Linked DNA regions of Homo sapiens: region 2 is linked to region 1. A link is an interaction called in ENCODE POLR2A ChIA-PET data of the cell type or tissue named here. Cell type or tissue: PC-9. All regions are shown on one strand.

Region 1 (4,000 bases):
AAAAAAAAAAAAAAAAAGAGTTTGGATTCCTTCCTGAAGGCTATGGGGAACCACAGAATGTGGCCAAAAAAATGGCACCTTAAAGAACCTAAAGTTTTAACAGCTTAAGTTAAACAAACTGTTATGGCTTACAGTCTTTAGCAACTTTCCAGCTACGACAGTTTATGCTGCACTTCAGTTTACTTAGATACTCCAATATAACTGTGCAAGCACTGAACCTGCAGCCAAATGAACATTCTCTCAAGACAATCACAAAGAGGAGAATCTGAAATGAACAGAGCAATTTTCTTCTGAATCTCATTTATGTCTGTAGGAACCTAGGCTTGCCATGACCTCATTATGTTTTTGTAAGCCTATTGCATAAGAAATGCCACTGGAAGTCAGACCACCACGCATTATTCTGACTGACACCAGGGAGCAATGAATGGGAGAGTGCAATTGTCCCCTGTGATGATAACCTCAAAAGGTCACAGACCTTTTCCAAACATCCATAGCTTCCTTCTGATATCCCAGAAAGCCAAACCCTCTATGGAAACAAAATGTGACTAGACGTAGTATGCAAAAACTACATTTTAAAAAGAAAAATCTCAATGACTGTAGGCAATTGCCTCCAGATAATGGCATGTTCCTAAAGATGCCATGTTCTAGAATTCAGCAGGAACAAGCAAGGTATCCACGGGAAAGAAAAACAAACCTTTCGCATCCTCTACTTTTCTAGGCGATTGCTTACATAAACAAAATTATAAGATGCTTATGAATATCTAAAGCATGTTTACACACATCCTCTGAAATACCTAAAGGAAGCATCTGTACACAATCAATTACTCTGTAATATGCACATATAATTTTGTTTCAATCCATGAAGAAACTTAGGTTGAACAGAGCCTCAGACAGGAGTGCTGATGAAGGGTTGAGGAAGTCATGGGTCCTCATCTAACAGAGTCCTTCTCTATCAATTCCTGACCCCAGGGTCTGTCAGGTCTTAAGGTTACCAATCTTGAAATGCAACTTGGTAGCACTGGTCCTACTTAAAGTGACCTCTGCATGCAATTGGCAAGTCATCCCTTGTCTGTGACTCAACTGTTCTCTGTAAAGTGGGTCTAATATTTATCCCTTCACAGAAATCTGAAGGAAAAACAGAACAAAACACCAGCCTGCTCTCAAACCTCAAGAAATAAAGATATTGGCTCTATTTTGAAATGAACTAAAATGTATTATCCATTCAACACCTTGGTTATATTTTTTAATGGCATATTTTCAGTTATTTGAAGGATGCTAAAGAAAGCAACACTCAACTCTGAATAATGTAGAACTGATTATTTTATTTTATGAGATGGAGTCTTGCTCTGTCACCCATGCTGGAGTGCAGTGCTGTAATCATAGCTCACTGCAGCCTCCAACTCCTGGGCTCAAGTGATCCTCCCACTTCAGCATCCCAAGTAGCTGGGACTACAGGTGCAAGCCATCATGCCTGGCTAATTTATTATTATTATTATTATTTAGAAATGGGGTCTTGCTATGTTGCCCAGGCTGGTCTCAAACTCCTGGCCTCAAGCAATCCTCCCACTCACACCTCAGCCTCCCAAAGTGCTGGGATCATAGGCACGAGCCACTGTGCCCAGCCACGACTGTTATTTTTAAACCCAGAATGCTGCTGATCATTAAAATAGCTACAAAAAGTGAAAATCAGCTGGCATGGAAGTGGTTAATTTTGGGACACCTGGTAACTTTCCACTTGTTAGAAACCTAATAAGTTTCTTGGTGTAAGTATACTCTTCTTAGCTTTGATGTCTAGATAATGCAGTTTTACTAGTTCCTCAATTGGACTGAATTACACGGTAAACAAAGACTGTTATAAATCTAAAAACATCTCAAACACTTGGTTTAGAGGAAATAACTTTAAGTGCTTGGTCACAAATACATTCAACTTAGTTCTAAGAGGTGGGTAAAAAAAATTAGCTGAGTCACTAAATTTAATGATCTGAAGGCCACAAAGAAAGAGAAAGTAGGAGACCGGGCATATCCAGACTTCACAATGTCTTTAGAGTTTAAATGTGATGGGAACCAGTGTTCTTAGCAGGCAACTAAGATACACAACAGAATCTGAATGTCCATTCTAATAATTTTCCAGTGCTAATCCTTTTTAAATGGAAGAGTTAAAACAGAGGGGAAAGAAGGATCCTTTAAAAATGGTAATTACTTTTATCTTTGAGCTGTACAGAGATATTTCATTAGAAAAACAGAAACACAGGACTTCAAAGTTTCCCATTTTATGCCAAGAGTCAACTACTTCAGAGAGGAAAATACTTCAGAAGTATTTTGGTTTCTCAGTCACAAATACATGCTGTAATAAAACATAATGCAAATATCTACGTGCCTTCTTCAGACTGTCACCAAGCATCTAGAGTTGTTTGTGATTTGTTTAACCAAGACACAAGGTCCCCACCAGAGTGCCGCAACTGGAAGGTAGAAGGAGGGTGTTTTCTTTTTTAACACCTCTATGAAACACTCAGGGCAAGAAGTGGTAACATTCCCAAGATAGCACACATTTTTGTAGGACCTAGAAATGCCACCGTGATCCCAGATTTACTATGACTGGGAAAGTTCATACTGTCAACAGCTCTATCAGCATACGCCTGGAAGTGTGTGTATCACTCTTCCAACACAGCGTGTGTATCACTCTTCCAACACAGCAACCTCATCCCTCTCTCCCCGAAGTAGGAAATGTTTGTGTGCTCTGTAATCTAGAATGCCCCCTAAGACAAAAATCTTCCACCATTATCCATAATAAAAATGACCATCTCCACCTGAGAATATTCAACAACTTCTGAAAACACACTGAGTTTCAAATAATCACATACAGAACACCACCAACTAGTAACACTGTAAGGAAATAATTTCATACAGAACTACAAGCAAAGGAAGTAAAATACTTGTTATCACAATTTTCCTTAATCTCAATAGGGGAAATAAATGGAAATATACATCGTAACTAACAGAAAGCAAAAAAGCATTCTTCAAACCTCCTTAAAACCTCGTATTTCTCAATATCTTACATTTCTAAGTCTTCAAAGCTATGAGTTCCCATTAGCAGCTGGTTAAAATGTTTGCATTTGGTAGACACTTGAAAAGACTCAGTTGGGGGGTGGGAGGGGTGGAACAAGAAATATATCTATGTAGGAAGCACTTTCCATGTCAGGTAGACATGGAAGTTTTCCAGAGGAATGTATTAATACTTACCAAATAGGCCAGGAAGGATGGGATATAAAAGTTTCAATAAGAAGAGAACACGACCAGGAGCAGTGGCTCATGCCTGTAATCGCAACACTTTGGGAGGCCGAGGTGGGCAGATCACGAAGTCAGGAGATCAAGACCATCCTGGCTAACATGGTGAAATCCTGTCTCTACTAAAAAAAATACAAAAAATTAGCTGGGCGAGGTGGTGGGCACCTGTAGTCCCAGCTACTCAGGAGGCTGAGGCAGGAGAATGGCGTGAACCTGGAAGGCCAGCTTGCAGTGAGCCGAGATCGTGCCACTGCACTCCAGCCTGGGCGACAGAGCAAGACTCTGTCTCAAAAGAAAAAAAAAAAGGAAGAGAACACTGGCCGGGCACGGTGACTCATGCCTGTAATCCCAGCACTTTGGGAGGCCGAGGCAGGTGGATCACCTGAGGTCAGGAGTTTGAGACCAGCCTGGCCATCATGGTAAAACTCCGCCTCTACTACAAATACAAAAATTAGCCAGGCATGGTGGTGGGCGCCAGTAATCCTAGCTACTCGGGAGGCTGAGACAGGAGAATCGCTAGAACCCTAGAGGCAGAGGTTGCAGTGAGCAGAGAGAGTGCCACTGCACTCCAGCCTGGGCAACAAGAGTGAAATTCCGTCTCAAAAAAAAAAAAAAAGAAAAGAAGGGAACACTATTCTCTGGCTTATTAAACCACTGAATTTAAGCAAAACATTTTCTTAAAACCCAATGCTTCCATTTTCATATTAATAAATGC
Region 2 (4,000 bases), 180 kb before region 1:
AAGCAAGGTTTAGAAGTGCCCCAAGTGCTTCACAGCAGAGCTGTGTGGGTTTCTGGACTATGGGGCTTCCTGGAAGTTGTGCAGCGTTAAGCATTATGAATCCCCAAGATGGGGCTCTTCCTGCTTATGTGACCACAGCACCTTGTCGGTTTCTTCTTCTAAGAACACTAGTTCTGTTGGGAAATCTGGCGTAGATGTGTCCCGGTGTTAGTGGTAATGCCCTTAAACTCCTACCCCTCCCCCAGCCAGGTTAGACTGGAGCAAGCACAGTTCTTTCAGGGGGAGGATAAGGGATGGAACAAGAGGCCATGGCCCCCATGTCCTCCCAGGGTCTCACTTCGCTCACAGCAGTCAGGCCTTCGGTTCCTGTCAGCCTTGGCCAGCCCAGAGCCCTAGGAGGTCTCCTCTCAAACCCTGTGTTCATGGTGGGATTGGGGTTTGTTTGTAGGGAAGATGGAGAGTTGGAAGAAGGTGAATTGGAAGATGATGGGGCAGAGGAGACCCAGGATACCTCCGGAGGGCCTGAGAGAAGCCGGAAAGAAAAGGGGGAGAAGCATCACAGTGATTCGGATGAGGAGAAGTCCCACAGGAGACTGAAGCGGAAACGGAAGAAAGAGCGGGAGAAAGAGAAAAGGAGGTCGAAGAAGAGGAGGAAATCCAAGCACAAAGTAGGTCGGAGATCCCCTGGGACTGCCACTGCCTGGCATTGGGCCTGGCTGAGAGCCCCAGGGGCTGAGCTTTTGCTGTCCACCCCAGAGGGCACTCTTAATGCCTTTGCTTATCTCAAATTGGATAAAGACCTTTTTTAAAAGAGTTGGTAGCTTATGCTTCATTGCCACTAAGTGCCCCAGGTGAGGTGTTTCAGGTGAAGCGCAGAGCCCTGCGGCACATGCCAGCATAGTTTGTCCTGAGGCTGACTGTGCCCGAGTGGCCTGCCTGTGGCAGGTTGCTGAGTCTCCTTCCCCTGTCATTACAGCGCCATGCTTCTTCTAGCGATGACTTCTCTGACTTCTCAGATGACTCGGATTTCAGCCCCAGTGAGAAAGGTCACCGCAAGTACAGAGAGTACAGCCCCCCATATGCGCCGGTGAGTGACTGGCATGCACTGCTGAGCTCTGGGGCCGGGAGGAGTTCAACTGCTTGTGTTTCTTGAGCACTTGCTGTGTTCTGGGCATTTTTTGTGAGTTTCAGTCCTGGGCCATCAGGTATTAATTTAATCCCCATTTTATGAGTGAGGAAACTGAAACTTAGACAATTTCAACAAGGCAGCCCAGACAACCAAGTGAGACCCCACAAAAAATAAAAAAATTAACCAGGCATGCCTGTAGTTCCAGCTACTCAGGAGGCAGAGGTGAGAAGATCCCTTGAGCCCAGAAGTTTAAGGTTGCAGTGAGCTATGATCAGCCACTGTACTCTAGCCTGGGTGACAGACAGAGCAAGATCCTGTCTCAAAAGGAAAAGAAAATTTCAACAGGGTTGCCCAGCTCTCTGAAGTAAAGGAGCTGGGATTTGAACCCAGGCCCTAGCTGACCTCCATGAGGCATGTTCTCGAGCCTCCTCCATGCGGCCTTAGCAAGGCCCTGTATGTCTCAGAGAAAGATGCTGACTGGTCCACGTCACGGCTGACTGGCTTCCACTGTTCACAAATGACCTTTTTGGGAAATTGGCAAGAGAATGAAATGTTCTCAAGTAGCCAGTAGGCAGAGGTTAGATACTCAGCCACTGTCGCTCTCATTTCAAGCAGCAATTTAAATTATTTGTTCAGTTTGTATACCATTTCTTCCCCCAGAAAATCCCATAAGAGAAAAGCAAATCATTTTTTTTTTTTTTTTTTTTTTTTTGAGGCAGAGTCTCACTCTGTCGCCCAGGCTGGAGTACAGTGGTGCAATCTCAGCTCACTGCAAGCTCTGTCTCCTGGGGTCGCACCATTCTTCTGCTTCAGCATCCTGAGTAGCTGGGACTACAGGCACCCGCCACCACTCCCGGCCAAGTTTTTGTGTTTTTAGTAGAGACAGGATTTCACCGTCTTAGCCAGGATGGTCTCCATCTCCTGACCTCGTGATCCGCCTGCCTCGGCCTCTCAAAGTGCTGGGATTACAGGTGTGAGCCACCGCGCCCGGCCGCAAATCATCTTATGATTACTTTACCCAGTATTCGTTGGCACGTGGGTGTCCGGGTTTGGATGAGAAATGTTTTGTCTTGTTTGTTTATTTATTTATTTATTTATTTATTTATTTATTGAGACGGAGTCTTGCTCTGTCGCCTAGGCTGGAGTGCAGTGGGGCAATCTCGGTTCACTGCAACTTCCACCTCTCTGGTTCAAGCGATTCTCCTGTCTCAGCCTCCCGAGTAGCTGGGATTACAGGCATGTGCCACCTTGCCCGGCTGATTTTTGTATTTTTAGTAGAGACAGGGTTTCACGATGTTGGCCAGGCTGGCCTCGAACTCCTGACCTCAGGTGACCCGCCCGCCTTGGCCTCCCACAGTGCTAGGGTTACAGGCGAGAGCCACCGTGCCCGGCTGGTTGAGAAATGTTTTAAAGTTAGTAGGTCTTTAAAGCTGTCCCAGGTATCCCATGACCCAGCATCATCCATCACAACAAATGATTCATTGTCCAATACCATAGTTGAGATTGATCTACTGGTGTAGGTTTGGCCTTCAAACCTGAGGGAGGCAGGAAATGGAGGGAACATTGCGTGCTTTTTATGAACTAGAGCTGGAGGCATTTTAAAGATCTGCTAAAGTACTTGTATGTGTGTCTGTGTGTCTAGCTGTATTTTGCATTGTCCTGTTTTTCTATAATTCGGATTTTTTAAAATTAGTGGGCTTTATTGTTTGTTTGTTTGTTTATTGAGATGGGATCTCACTCTGTTGCCCAGGCTGGAGTGCAGTGGTGTGATCTCACCTCACTGCAGCCTCGAGCTCCCTGGGCTCAGGTGATCTTCCTGCCTCAGCCTCCTAAGTAGCTGGAACCATGGGCCATAACGCCAAGGCTAATTTTTGTACTTTTGGTAGAGATGGGGTTTCAAAATGTTGCCCAGGCTGGTCTCAAATTCCTGGGGTCAAATGATCTGCCCACCTCGGCCTCCCAAAGTGCGGGGATTGCAGACATGAGCCACCATGCGCAGCCGACTTTTTTATGCGTTCATTCATTCATTTATTTAGAGATGGAGTCTCGCTCTGTCGCCCAAGCTGGAGTGCAGTGGCACAATCTCGGCTCACTGCAACCTCCGCCTCCCTGGTTCAAGCGATTCTCCTGCCTCAGCCTCTCAAGTAGCTGGGATTACAGGCGCCCACCACCACACCTGGCAAATTTTTTTTTTTTGTATTTTTAGTAGAGACGGGGTTTCACTATGTTGGCCAGGCTGGTCTCGAACTCCTGACTTTGTGATCTGCCTGCCTTTGCCTCCGAAAGTGCTGGGATTACAGGCGTGAGCTACCACGCTTGGCCCAACTTTTTTTTTTTAATTTTAATTATTTTTTGAGACAGAGTCTCGCTCTGTCGCCCAGGCTGGAGTGCAGTGGCGCAATCTTGCCTCACCGCATCCTCTGCCTCCCGGGTTCAAGTGATTCTCACACCTCAGTCTCCCGAGTAGCTGGGATTAGAGGCGCCCATCACCATGCCCGGCTAATTCATTTTGTATTTTTAGTAGAGACTGGGTTTCACCATGTTGGCCAGGCTGGTCTGGAACTCCTGACCTCAAGAGATCTGCCTGCCTGGGCCTCCCACAGTGCTGGGATTACAGGTGTGAGCTACTGTGCCCGGACTTTATTTTAATTTTTTTGAGTTGTTGTTTCGCTGTGTCACCCTGGTTGGAGTGCAGTGGTGCAGTCTCTGCTCACTACAACCTCTGCCTCGCGGGTTCAAGCAATTCTCCTGCCTCAGCCTCTCAAGTAGCTGGGATTACAGGTGCCTGCCCCACACTCGGCTATTTTGTTGTTGTTGTTGTTGTTGCATTTTTGCATTTTTAGTAGAGATCGCATTTCGCGTCTGCATCTC

What was found. Peaks named below come from ENCODE experiments on the same cell type or tissue, not always from the same donor. Only the 100,000 strongest peaks of a DNase experiment are listed, where the experiment ranks them.
Region 2: POLR2A ChIA-PET joins it to region 1 with 11 read pairs; 2 of 35 experiments call an interaction of 5 or more read pairs at or near these places.

Annotation. Positions count from the first base shown.
Region 1 is chr19:46,911,947-46,915,946 of GRCh38, reverse strand. All of the region lies in intron 1 of ARHGAP35 (Rho GTPase activating protein 35), which reads right to left. Among named protein-coding and RNA genes, the nearest start is that of ARHGAP35, 53 kb to the right of the region's middle. In PC-9, no CTCF peak of the experiment used is centred here; a DNase peak (open chromatin) is centred at 1,886; H3K4me3 peaks cover 720 bases; H3K27ac peaks cover 3,880 bases.
Region 2 is chr19:47,091,057-47,095,056 of GRCh38, reverse strand. It overlaps ZC3H4 (zinc finger CCCH-type containing 4), which reads left to right. Exons shown (of 15, transcript NM_015168.2): 3 at 449-668; 4 at 977-1,087. Among named protein-coding and RNA genes, the nearest start is that of ZC3H4, 21 kb to the left of the region's middle. RefSeq lists enhancers at 64-253, 676-785, 1,216-1,475. In PC-9, no CTCF peak of the experiment used is centred here; no DNase peak of the experiment used is centred here; H3K27ac peaks cover 600 bases.